Regions from separate parts of the Homo sapiens genome. Here region 1 is linked to region 2. The links are chromatin loops, found by intact Hi-C in ENCODE. Cell type or tissue: adrenal gland. All regions are shown on one strand. Each heading gives the region's core, and the rest is flanking DNA. Links, peaks and the distances in the headings are about the cores only.

Region 1 (5,378 bases), core at 78-5,077, 130 kb after region 2:
AAATTCTGGAATGTTCCTGCCTCTTGTTGGTGTTTCATGGGCAGCAAACCTGGCCCTTCAAAGTTCTAGAATGTTCCTGACTCTTGTTGGTGTTTCATGGGCAGCAAAACTGGCCCTTTTTATCTCAGCTGTAGATCCTTGAAGGTCAGTTCACTTTGGGGTAGCTGGAGTTGTGTTTACAGAGTCAGGCCTCACCGTGAGAGGGCTCCTGTATTAGTCCCTTTTCATGCTGCTTATAGAGACATACCTGAGACTGGGCAATTTGCAGAGAAAGGTTTTCTTGGACTTACAGTTAGTTCCACGTGGCTGGGGAAGCCTCACAATCATGGCGGAAGGCAAGGAAGGGCAAGTCCCATCTTACATGGATGGCAGCAGGCAAAGAGAGAATGAGGAAGATGCAAAAGCGGAAACCCCTGATGTAACCATCAGATCTTATGAGATTTATTCACTACCATGGAACAGTATGGGGGAAACTGCCCCCATGATTCAATTATCTCCCACTAGGTTTCTCCCACAATACATGGGAATTATGGGAGTACAATTCAAGATGAGATTTGGGTGGGGACACAGAGCCAAACTGTATCAGCTCCTGAGGTGTGGCCCATCCTGGGGGCCCCTGTGAGGCCTACAGGAATCACTGCAAGCCCAATGCTTACTCTGTTCTGCACTCCTGGTGTAGAGGAGACTGGGAATTAGACCTAAGTATAAAGGCTCTGTCATTTCTAACAGACTCTCAGGAACCACACTTATAAACTGTAATGCTAGAGTCAGTCATCTTTAGTAAAGTTTTGGTGAAGGCTGAGGGCTCTCTGAACCCATCTTAACTAATACTCTGTTGTCCTTTTCTTGTTGCAGGACAGCAAGGCCTATGTGACCATTCTCTAAAATATTTAAGCTCGAGAATCACAGAGCGGAAGCTGCAAGGCTCCTGGCTGCCTGCCAGCCGAGGGAATCTGGAGAAACCATTCCTGGGGCCGCGTGGCCCCGTCGTGCCCTTGTTCTGCCCTCGGAATGGCCTTCACTCAGCACATCCTGAGAACAGCCCTCTGAAGCCCAGGGTCGTGACCGTAGTGAAGCTGGGTGGGCAGCGCCCCCGAAAGATCACTCTGCTCCTCAACAGGCGATCAGTGCAGACGTTCGAGCAGCTCTTAGCTGACATCTCAGAAGCCTTGGGCTCTCCCAGATGGAAGAATGACCGTGTGAGGAAACTGTTTAACCTCAAGGGCAGGGAAATCAGGAGCGTCTCTGATTTCTTCAGGGAAGGGGATGCTTTCATAGCTATGGGCAAAGAACCACTGACACTGAAGAGCATTCAGGTGGCTGTAGAAGAACTGTACCCCAACAAAGCCCGGGCCCTGACACTGGCCCAGCACAGCCGTGCCCCTTCTCCAAGGCTGAGGAGCAGGCTGTTTAGCAAGGCTCTGAAAGGAGACCACCGCTGTGGGGAGACCGAGACCCCCAAGAGCTGCAGCGAAGTTGCAGGATGCAAGGCAGCCATGAGGCACCAGGGGAAGATCCCCGAGGAGCTTTCACTAGATGACAGAGCGAGGACCCAGAAGAAGTGGGGGAGGGGGAAATGGGAGCCAGAACCCAGTAGCAAGCCCCCCAGGGAAGCCACTCTGGAAGAGAGGCACGCAAGGGGAGAGAAGCATCTTGGGGTGGAGATTGAAAAGACCTCGGGTGAAATTATCAGATGCGAGAAGTGCAAGAGAGAGAGGGAGCTCCAGCAGAGCCTGGAGCGTGAGAGGCTTTCTCTGGGGACCAGTGAGCTGGATATGGGGAAGGGCCCAATGTATGATGTGGAGAAGCTGGTGAGGACCAGAAGCTGCAGGAGGTCTCCCGAGGCAAATCCTGCAAGTGGGGAGGAAGGGTGGAAGGGTGACAGCCACAGGAGCAGCCCCAGGAATCCCACTCAAGAGCTGAGGAGACCCAGCAAGAGCATGGACAAGAAAGAGGACAGAGGCCCAGAGGATCAAGAAAGCCATGCTCAGGGAGCAGCCAAGGCCAAGAAGGACCTTGTGGAAGTTCTTCCTGTCACAGAGGAGGGGCTGAGGGAGGTGAAGAAGGACACCAGGCCCATGAGCAGGAGCAAACATGGTGGCTGGCTCCTGAGAGAGCACCAGGCGGGCTTTGAGAAGCTCCGCAGGACCCGAGGAGAAGAGAAGGAGGCAGAGAAGGAGAAAAAGCCATGTATGTCTGGAGGCAGAAGGATGACTCTCAGAGATGACCAACCTGCAAAGCTAGAAAAGGAGCCCAAGACGAGGCCAGAAGAGAACAAGCCAGAGCGGCCCAGCGGTCGGAAGCCACGGCCCATGGGCATCATTGCCGCCAATGTGGAAAAGCATTATGAGACTGGCCGGGTCATTGGGGATGGGAACTTTGCTGTCGTGAAGGAGTGCAGACACCGCGAGACCAGGCAGGCCTATGCGATGAAGATCATTGACAAGTCCAGACTCAAGGGCAAGGAGGACATGGTGGACAGTGAGATCTTGATCATCCAGAGCCTCTCTCACCCCAACATCGTGAAATTGCATGAAGTCTACGAAACAGACATGGAAATCTACCTGATCCTGGAGTACGTGCAGGGAGGAGACCTTTTTGACGCCATCATAGAAAGTGTGAAGTTCCCGGAGCCCGATGCTGCCCTCATGATCATGGACTTATGCAAAGCCCTCGTCCACATGCACGACAAGAGCATTGTCCACCGGGACCTCAAGCCGGAAAACCTTTTGGTAAGCCTTGACTTTTGATGATATGGGAGAGGGTGTTTTTAGAATATGGGATAAAATTGATATTAATTGTTTTATACTCTGTCACCTTTACACACTAGAATTTTACTTTTATGTTATTATAACATACTTGTTCCAGTATTTAAAACTATGGTTATAGGTCATAAGTTGCTGAGATAAATTAGTTTTGATTAACTTACAGAAAAAGAAACCTTCCAATTTAAATAAAATGGAAAATGTCTCTTCATCTCTGGGAGAAAAATGCTTTTGTCTTGATAGTGACTACGTGGACTTAATTTCTTGGCACTTAGGTACTGGGATGCCTACTGATGGCAGCTTCCCCTCGAGGCTTTGTGTGCATCATCCACCCTCCCACTGAGATGCCACTTTGGTCTTTTTGAAGATAATGCTTTGCTAAGCAGCTCAAAAGGTGAAAAGGTGCAGCACTGTAAGGGTCTGTGTAAGGAGTGCCGATGAGGCTGGCTCTGTGGTCAGATAACTTGGGTTTGAATCCTGGCTTTCTTAGTTGCTTGCTCTTAGATAAGTCCTTTATCTTGCTGGACCTTAGTTTCATCATTTTGTAAAAGAGAGATGGTAATGGTGCCTGTTTTGGAAGGATGCCTGCAGTTTGAGTATGGGAAAAAGAAAAGCAACCCTTGACAGCTGGGAGCTGGCCTGACACCCTTATCTCAGCTATGCCATTCTTCTGTTGAGCATAAGCAATTTCACAGATCACAACATCAGATAAGGCCACTCTGACCATAATGGATCAAGACAAAAGCAAAACCCCTTTATACTGATGTCCAAATGCAGATAAAAATAAGAATATTGTCCAAACCACATATAAGGTCACATGTCCCCTTTGTGGCTGCTGTGAGTGACTGACTGCGTTGCTTCATCCTTCCTACCTTCATGTAAGAATTATTAAGATACCTGATTATAGAATTACCCCCACGTGCTGACACTATCCAGCCCAGAGCAAAACCCTGCTTTCATGAATCCTCCCCCAAAATCATCTAACACAGCCCACATATTATCATGAGTCCTTTAAACACTCTCTTACTTTGATTCCCAGATTCCAACAGTACGTGTTCTCCCTTATGACAATGAGTCGGTAAACTTAGTGTGTTTGAGTACAAGTGTGTGCCAGGAGGTCTTTGTCAGGATGACACTGTCACCCTCTGGCACGTTCACCCACTTTCTTCTTTATCGCCCCAATCACCACTTGATAGAGTCTATATTTGCCTTTCTGTCTCCCTCCTCTTATTGGAGAGAAAGTTCCATGACAGCATGGACTTTGTTTCATTCAGATTGTGCTCCCAAACCTAGAACAGTTCTGTCACTTGGTCGACATTTAATACATGTGAGTTGTATGAATGCCTAAAGGCCATACCATGCTGCCTGGGAAACAGCAAGAACTCCATCAGTGGCAGAGACTATCACTATTATTACATTAAAAACAACCCTGATATCAAGGTGAGTATCATGAGTAAGCATTCAAAGTCACATCATTGCAGACAAAGCAATAGTGAATGAGCACAGTGATTTTGATGGGCCATATTTTGGCAGGAAGCTGGGAAGGTGGGGGAAGGGATTTACACTGTTTTCTTTAATTTCCATGGCTGTAAACTCAGCCTGGGGACACCATCCCAGTTGCATTTGCCTGTCTGTAAACTGGTCTCACAAGCAGGTGAAACACTGAGTGAGTCAAGCTAATTATCCAGTGAAATGAGGTCTACATTGACCACTAAGTCGAGCAACCTTGTTTTTGTGTTTTTGTCCTAACTCATAGAATTACAGAAGCAGTTTGACTGGTTGGATGAGGGGTCTGAATTACCATCAAATAACTCTCTTTGAACAATTTCATTTTTTGCATTAGCTGGATGTCTTTTTCCTTTCTCTACTCGCTTTTTGATTCTTCCCGTCTTTTGGGTCTGAGCCCAGATGTCTTCCATGTGCAATGTACTGTACACTCTTTATTATGGACACTTTGCAATTGCAACAGAGCAGTGTTCTTTAACAACTCTCTGCTTCTTTCACCGAATTGTCTAAGCAGGAGAGATCCCTTTCGAGGCCTGAGGAGGTCCCACGAGCTGAACATTTCAGTCATGTGCCTACTATAGCATTAAAACAGTTATACAAGTTCTCAGCTATGTGGAATGAGATGATTTTCTTTTGGAGACAGTTAGCTTAGTTTGCATTTTCTAACAAGATCCTGGAACCAGTTGGTTGAGTCCACCCATCTCTTGGGCAATAGAAGCTCTCATTTGTGTGAAGGGATTTATCAGTTATTTTTGAGATGGAGAAAGTCAGCACTGTTATAGATCACATGGAGGGTGGTTTGAGGAAGTAGGAAAACAGCAAGGAATATGTTTAATATGGACAAGCTACTTGCCTCTGGGTAGTTCTTCATGGTTTAAATGTCAGTACATGCATGTTTTAGTGCTCTGGGGCAATGGAATTGTGTGTGTGTGAGAGAGAGAGAGAGACAGAGAGAGAAAGAGAGGGAGAGAAGGCAAACTACAGAGTGGTTATAATTTTTTCAGCCTAAATGCATGAGCTTTTGTTTATTGGAATTGATCCCAATTGATATGTAGACCCTTTCTTTTTTGTGATTTTGAAGAAAGTCCATATATATATGTGTATATG
Region 2 (5,378 bases), core at 256-5,255:
TGAAGCTGCTTTTTAAACACTTCTCCCTTGACTCCATTTCCCCATTTATGTTTTAATTTTTATTTATTTATTTTAAAGATGTCATTTCTATGAGACTGTGAGAACAAGGAGAGAGGGGTAGAGCCCTCTTTTTATTTTTTTCCTTTTCATGGGTGTTCTTTTAAAGCTTTGACATATGATGTTTAGTTTTTAAATGACCTCATGTTTTTAGGAATACTAATTTCTTCGTGAGGTTGTATAATGAGTAGGTCATTGTGGAATGCTTTTTGAGAGCTTGTGCATATCATCTCAGTTTCAGAATGGTTTCCATGATTTGAGAAACTCCAAGTAGCCAAACAGGTCAGTGAATTTTCAGGCTTTAAAATAATGGCAAAAGAAGAACCACTGGTTAGTGGTAGAGAATGGCTGACTTGTTTGATATATATATTTTTAAGAGACGGGGTTTCACTCTTGTCACCCAGGCTGGAGTGCAGTGGCACGATCTTGGCTCACTGCAACCTCCGCCTCCCCGGTTCAAGCGTTTCTCCTGCCTCAGCCTCCTGAGTAGCTGGGATTACAGGCGTGCACCACCACACCCAGCTAATTTTTGTATTATTAGTAGGGACGGGGTTTCAGCGTGTTGGCCAGGCTGGTCTTGATCTGCTGACCTCAGGTGATCGCCCACCTTCGCCTCCCAAAGTGCTGGGATTACAGATGTGAGCCACTGCACTCAGCCTGCAAATTTTATATTTTATTAATTTTAATCTCAGTTCTTAGAATACTGTGCATGTTCTATTTAGTGTTAAAGTCTTTGGCCTAAGTCATTCATGTTGGTTTAGTTTTTAAGGTTTTAGGTTTTTTTTTTTTTTTTTTTTTTTTTAGTTTCCTTGTATAATACAATCCTTGAATATCTGTTAATCCTAAAAATGCCTTGTCTTCTGAGGCAAGGTTCTTGCTCTCGCTTCTCTTCTCTTTCCTTCACCAGTTAAATGTGACCTGGGTTTGGAACCAAGAGAAGAGACTCAGTAGAATCTCAGTGTGTCCCCTTTTCACTCATTAGAATTCACCTGTACTTGCTTGGCAGAAAAGCATGCATGAGAGGACTGTGCATCGTTCCAAGCTTGCCATTTGGCTTACCAGGTAGCCTGTGATGGTAGTGGATGCAGTCAAGCCTAAAGCCTTCCGTACTCAATGGTAAACTTGTTGGACGTTTGATTTCTGTAAAGTTTTCCAGGCCACTGGTCACAAAGATTTTCTTGCCATGCTAGAGGAATATTGAAAGACTATAGAGAAACATGAGTGAAAGGAACTAGTAAAAAAAAATCTGTAAAGAGGAGAAGTTAATCAGGAAGGGCTGGCAAGGTGGAGTTGTATATTTCCCAAAGTATTCTAGGCAGTGGAACTCTCTCTCTCTCTCTCTCTTTTTTTTTTTTTTGAAACAGAGTTTTGCCCTTGTTGCCGAGGCTGGAGTGCAATGGCAGAATCTCTGCTCACTGCAACCTCCATCTCCCGGGTCCAAGCGATTCTCCTGCCTCAGCCTCCCACGTAGCTGGGATTACAGGCATGCATCACCATGCCCGGCTAATTTTGTATTTTTTGTAGAGATGGGGTTTCACTCTGTTGGTCAGACTGGTCTTCAAATCCTGACCTCAGGTGATCCACTCCCTTCAGCCTCCTAAAGTGCTGTGATTATAGGCGTGAGCCACCACTCCTGGCGCAGCAGTAGAACTTGTGGAAAAGCCTAAATAAAGCCTATGTGAACTCTATAGGTGATGATCTTTGAATGAAATTATATATTGAATATCACTGTTCCTTTATACATCCAGAGAGTTGTATAGAGTTACATGCATACATTTTGTTTCTAAGATTTTACTGATGGCACAAAGTTTAAAACCTAAGGTGGGGCTGGGGGATCTTTCTAGACTAGGTCCATGAAGTATAATTTTCCTAGATGATGGAAATGTCCTACACCTATTCTGTCTGATATGATAGCCACTCGTCACATGTGACTGTTGAGCAGTTGAAATGTGTGTGGCTCATGCATCTGAAGAACCAGAAATTTCATTTTATTTAATTAACTGTAATTTTATGTAAGTTAGTGGCCATGTATGGGATAATGTAGCTTTAGACTTTAGCTCCCAGAAGGTGTTTCTATCCAGAAAGTAGTTGAAGAGACTGGGAGAATCAAAGGAGGAGGCCCAGGGCCATGGGAATGAAGGAGGATCTACTTTGTTTTTATGGACCTTAATCCTTCCCCATCCTAATCCATTAAAGGGACAGATGGAAGCATTGTCTTTAGGAAGAGCTGCCGCTAGGGAGCTGTATCTGTGCCTAACATTTGTTTTTTGCATCTATGGTCCTGAGCACAATAACATTAGGATTTGAGTTGTTTTACATCCAGATGAATGAACATTCCAATTTACAGACCATGATGAAAGATACTTTCTCCCTTGACTCTTCCTCAAGTTTGCTGTACCCCATTTTGCTGATAACAGTGGTCCTTATCTCTTAGGATGGGGCTGCTTTTGGCATCTAGGTGAGAAATAAAGGGTCTTGCTAAAGATTTCTGCTGTTCTCTAAACCAGTGTTTCTCCATCTTAACATGTACATGAATTATTTGGGAGCCTGCTAAAATGCATGTTTTGATTCAGCAGGTTCAGGGCAGGACCTGAGATTCTGTATTTCTCACTAGCTGCCAGGGCAAGCCAGGGACCACTTTGAGGAGCAAGGCTTTAGTCCTAAATAGTCAAGATTACAGAATGGTCTTTATCCAGTTTTCATAGCCACCACCAGATGGCAGCATGTCCACTTTCTCTACCTGATGTTGCTGCTCAGCTCTTTCCTTGGGACCAAGAAGCGCAAGATTGGAGCCTTTGTTTTTCTCACAGTTGTTTGTGATCTTCTCTCTGATTTACTAGTTCTTGGCCTTTTCGAGTCAGCTTACATCAGGCCTCTGAATCCTTATCTTTCTGGTCCTCCAGTGGGGAGCCAGCTGCTTTCTGCTGTGCTCAGCACCAGGACAGTGCCTGTTTTCAGTATATGCAGGCATAGGGTATTGACTTAAAGGATGTCTGTCATACTTCTTCCTTTTTATAAAACCAATCTTTTTATATACTTAGAAAATTTATGAAATGTAGAAAAGAAACTATTAATTATCTGTAATTGTACCTGCCAGAAAAAAATTAATGTGTTTGTGATTTGGTCATTTAGTCTTATTCCATGCATTTTTAGTTATATATTTATATTTTCTTTTATAAAATGTGATGAGAATGTAAATTTAAATTGATAAAAATGTATGTAATAAAACCTAACACTTTTGCTTTTTAAACCTTATAAAAAGATTTTGGACAAAAATGAAATCTCCTTTTGAAATAATTTATTTCTATTTTCTATTACTTCTGACTATGGTTGCAACTTCAGAAGAGCTTTTTAATTTTTAATTTCAAATCTGTGTATATACACAGTAAGTCATCACTTAACATTATTAACAGGTTCTTGGAAACTGACTTTAAGCAAAATGATGTATAACAAAACCAGTTTTACGGTAGGTTAATTGATAACAAACAAGAGTTAAGTTCCTAAGGCATAGTTTTGGTCACAAAAACATCACCAGACTTCTAAATAAAGATCTAATATTAAACATGGAAATAAATGTGAGCTATATATACATTTAAGAAAGGTTAATAAAAACAAGTAAGATAATTATTTACCGAGTTATTCCAGTTCAGTGTTGAAGGTGGCCAGTTTATTCCGGCAGCTTAGGGAGCCAAGTGGGAGCCAGCCCTCCACAGGATTCCATTCAATTGCAGGGCTCACTCACACACATCCGCACTCACTCAGACTGGGACAACTGAGACATGTGAGTTCACCTATCGTACACATCTTTGGGGTGTGGGAGGAAACCTGAGTACTTAGAGAAAATCCATGCAAAGATGGGAAGAACGTGCAAACTCCACACAGTGTCCCCGGTGGGGACCAAATTTGTTTTCTCATCGATGTTATAATGAAATTCTGTTGAAAGGAATGTTATTTGAGGACCTGCTATATTTGCTAAATGTGATCATTGTTGAAAATTTGTAAAAGTATAGTTTTATATAAAAGCAAATTTATTGTAATTGCATGTTAGCACATTTTTATTCAGTCTTTTGTTGTTCAGTACTTACGTAGTCATCTTTTAAAAAACTCTTGATTATAATGCATAAGCAACTTTGTTTCCTGATGTTTCTTTTGACTCTTTAAGCTTATAGGAAATTTAGAAACAAAATCAGAAAAGATCAGTGAAGTAAACAAGTCACCCACAGCCCTCCTGCCAAGGGATACCATTTGTCAGTATTTAGCAACTTTCCATCTGTATCATTCTCTGATTTCTTTCCTGATGTTTGAATCTTTCGCTCATCTATAACTGCCTTCTTAACAAGTCTGAACCATGTAATCATGTATTTATTATGCAGCTGCATCTAATTGTGTCTTTTGTTGAGCTTAGTATGTTTCTGTTCATTTTCATGTGAGTTTTTTACTAAACTTACTTTCCTGGGGGAAGAATGATGTTTTTGCAAAGATTCTATCAGGCAGACAAGCAGCAAGTTTCCATCAGCTTGATAGTGAAGGAAGTTTCTCTTTTACCAAAGGTCCTATTTTTTTTTTTGTACTGTGAGTTTTCATCCTTTTTTGTTTGTCTTCATAGGTATTTTAGGATGAAGATGGGAGGGGAAAGTCCAGGGATGCTAGCCAGATATTGCTTTACTACACATAATTTCAGTCTCAGTGAGCTTCCAGCCAGGGTGATGTGGGTCTTTCTTTGCCAAATGATTATCATTTTCTGTTCTCTGGAGGATGATGCTATAGTGGATCTTCCTTCTGCCTGGCACCTGAACGTCTCTTGATTAGAGTGGGCAATGAGTGTTTGCCCCGGAAGTGGATGTGTGTATGTTTCTGGTGTTCTGGCTTGATTTATTGAAGTGTGATTTAGATGTGTGTCAGAAGGGGTGGCAGATGTTGGAGAGCTCTGTCTGGATTCCCCTGGATCCCTTTCACCATTTCTGAGTACCCCCTGACATTGGTGTGTGTGCAGTTTGAAAAGTCAGCACCCAAGGCTTGTTTTCAAGGGAGTGTCTTTGGACTTATAGCGGCTGTTTTGCTCTTGCTTCTTTTTAAACCAGAAATGTCTGGGAATTTATATTGTCCAAAGGCAGCCTGCAGCTAGTGACTGATAGATGCGAGAATATGAAAGCTCATTTCCTTTGCCTTGCACAGGGACCACTCTGAAGTGTGACTCACACTCCAGAGCCTTCCTGTGGGATCAGGCTGAGACCACCCTCTGTGGGACTTTGCCTGAGTGCATACCTGGGTTTGGCTTCCCCTCTCACCCTTACTCTGCTTCCCCCACTCACCTACTGGTC

Evidence for each region. Peaks named below come from ENCODE experiments on the same cell type or tissue, not always from the same donor. Only the 100,000 strongest peaks of a DNase experiment are listed, where the experiment ranks them.
Region 1: it touches region 2 in a loop (5-fold over the local background); 96 of 110 quality-filtered maps call a loop at or near these places.

What each region holds. Positions count from the first base shown.
Region 1 is chr3:36,734,562-36,739,939 of GRCh38, reverse strand. DCLK3 (doublecortin like kinase 3) reads left to right here. Exons shown (of 5, transcript NM_001394672.2): 2 at 856-2,732. Among named protein-coding and RNA genes, the nearest start is that of DCLK3, 27 kb to the left of the region's middle. In adrenal gland, for the core only: no CTCF peak of the experiment used is centred there; no DNase peak of the experiment used is centred there.
Region 2 is chr3:36,866,444-36,871,821 of GRCh38, reverse strand. All of the region lies in intron 9 of TRANK1 (tetratricopeptide repeat and ankyrin repeat containing 1), which reads left to right. Among named protein-coding and RNA genes, the nearest start is that of LINC02033, 47 kb to the right of the region's middle. RefSeq lists an enhancer at 2,661-2,720. In adrenal gland, for the core only: a CTCF peak has its summit at 2,771 (motif pointing right); a DNase peak (open chromatin) is centred at 2,761.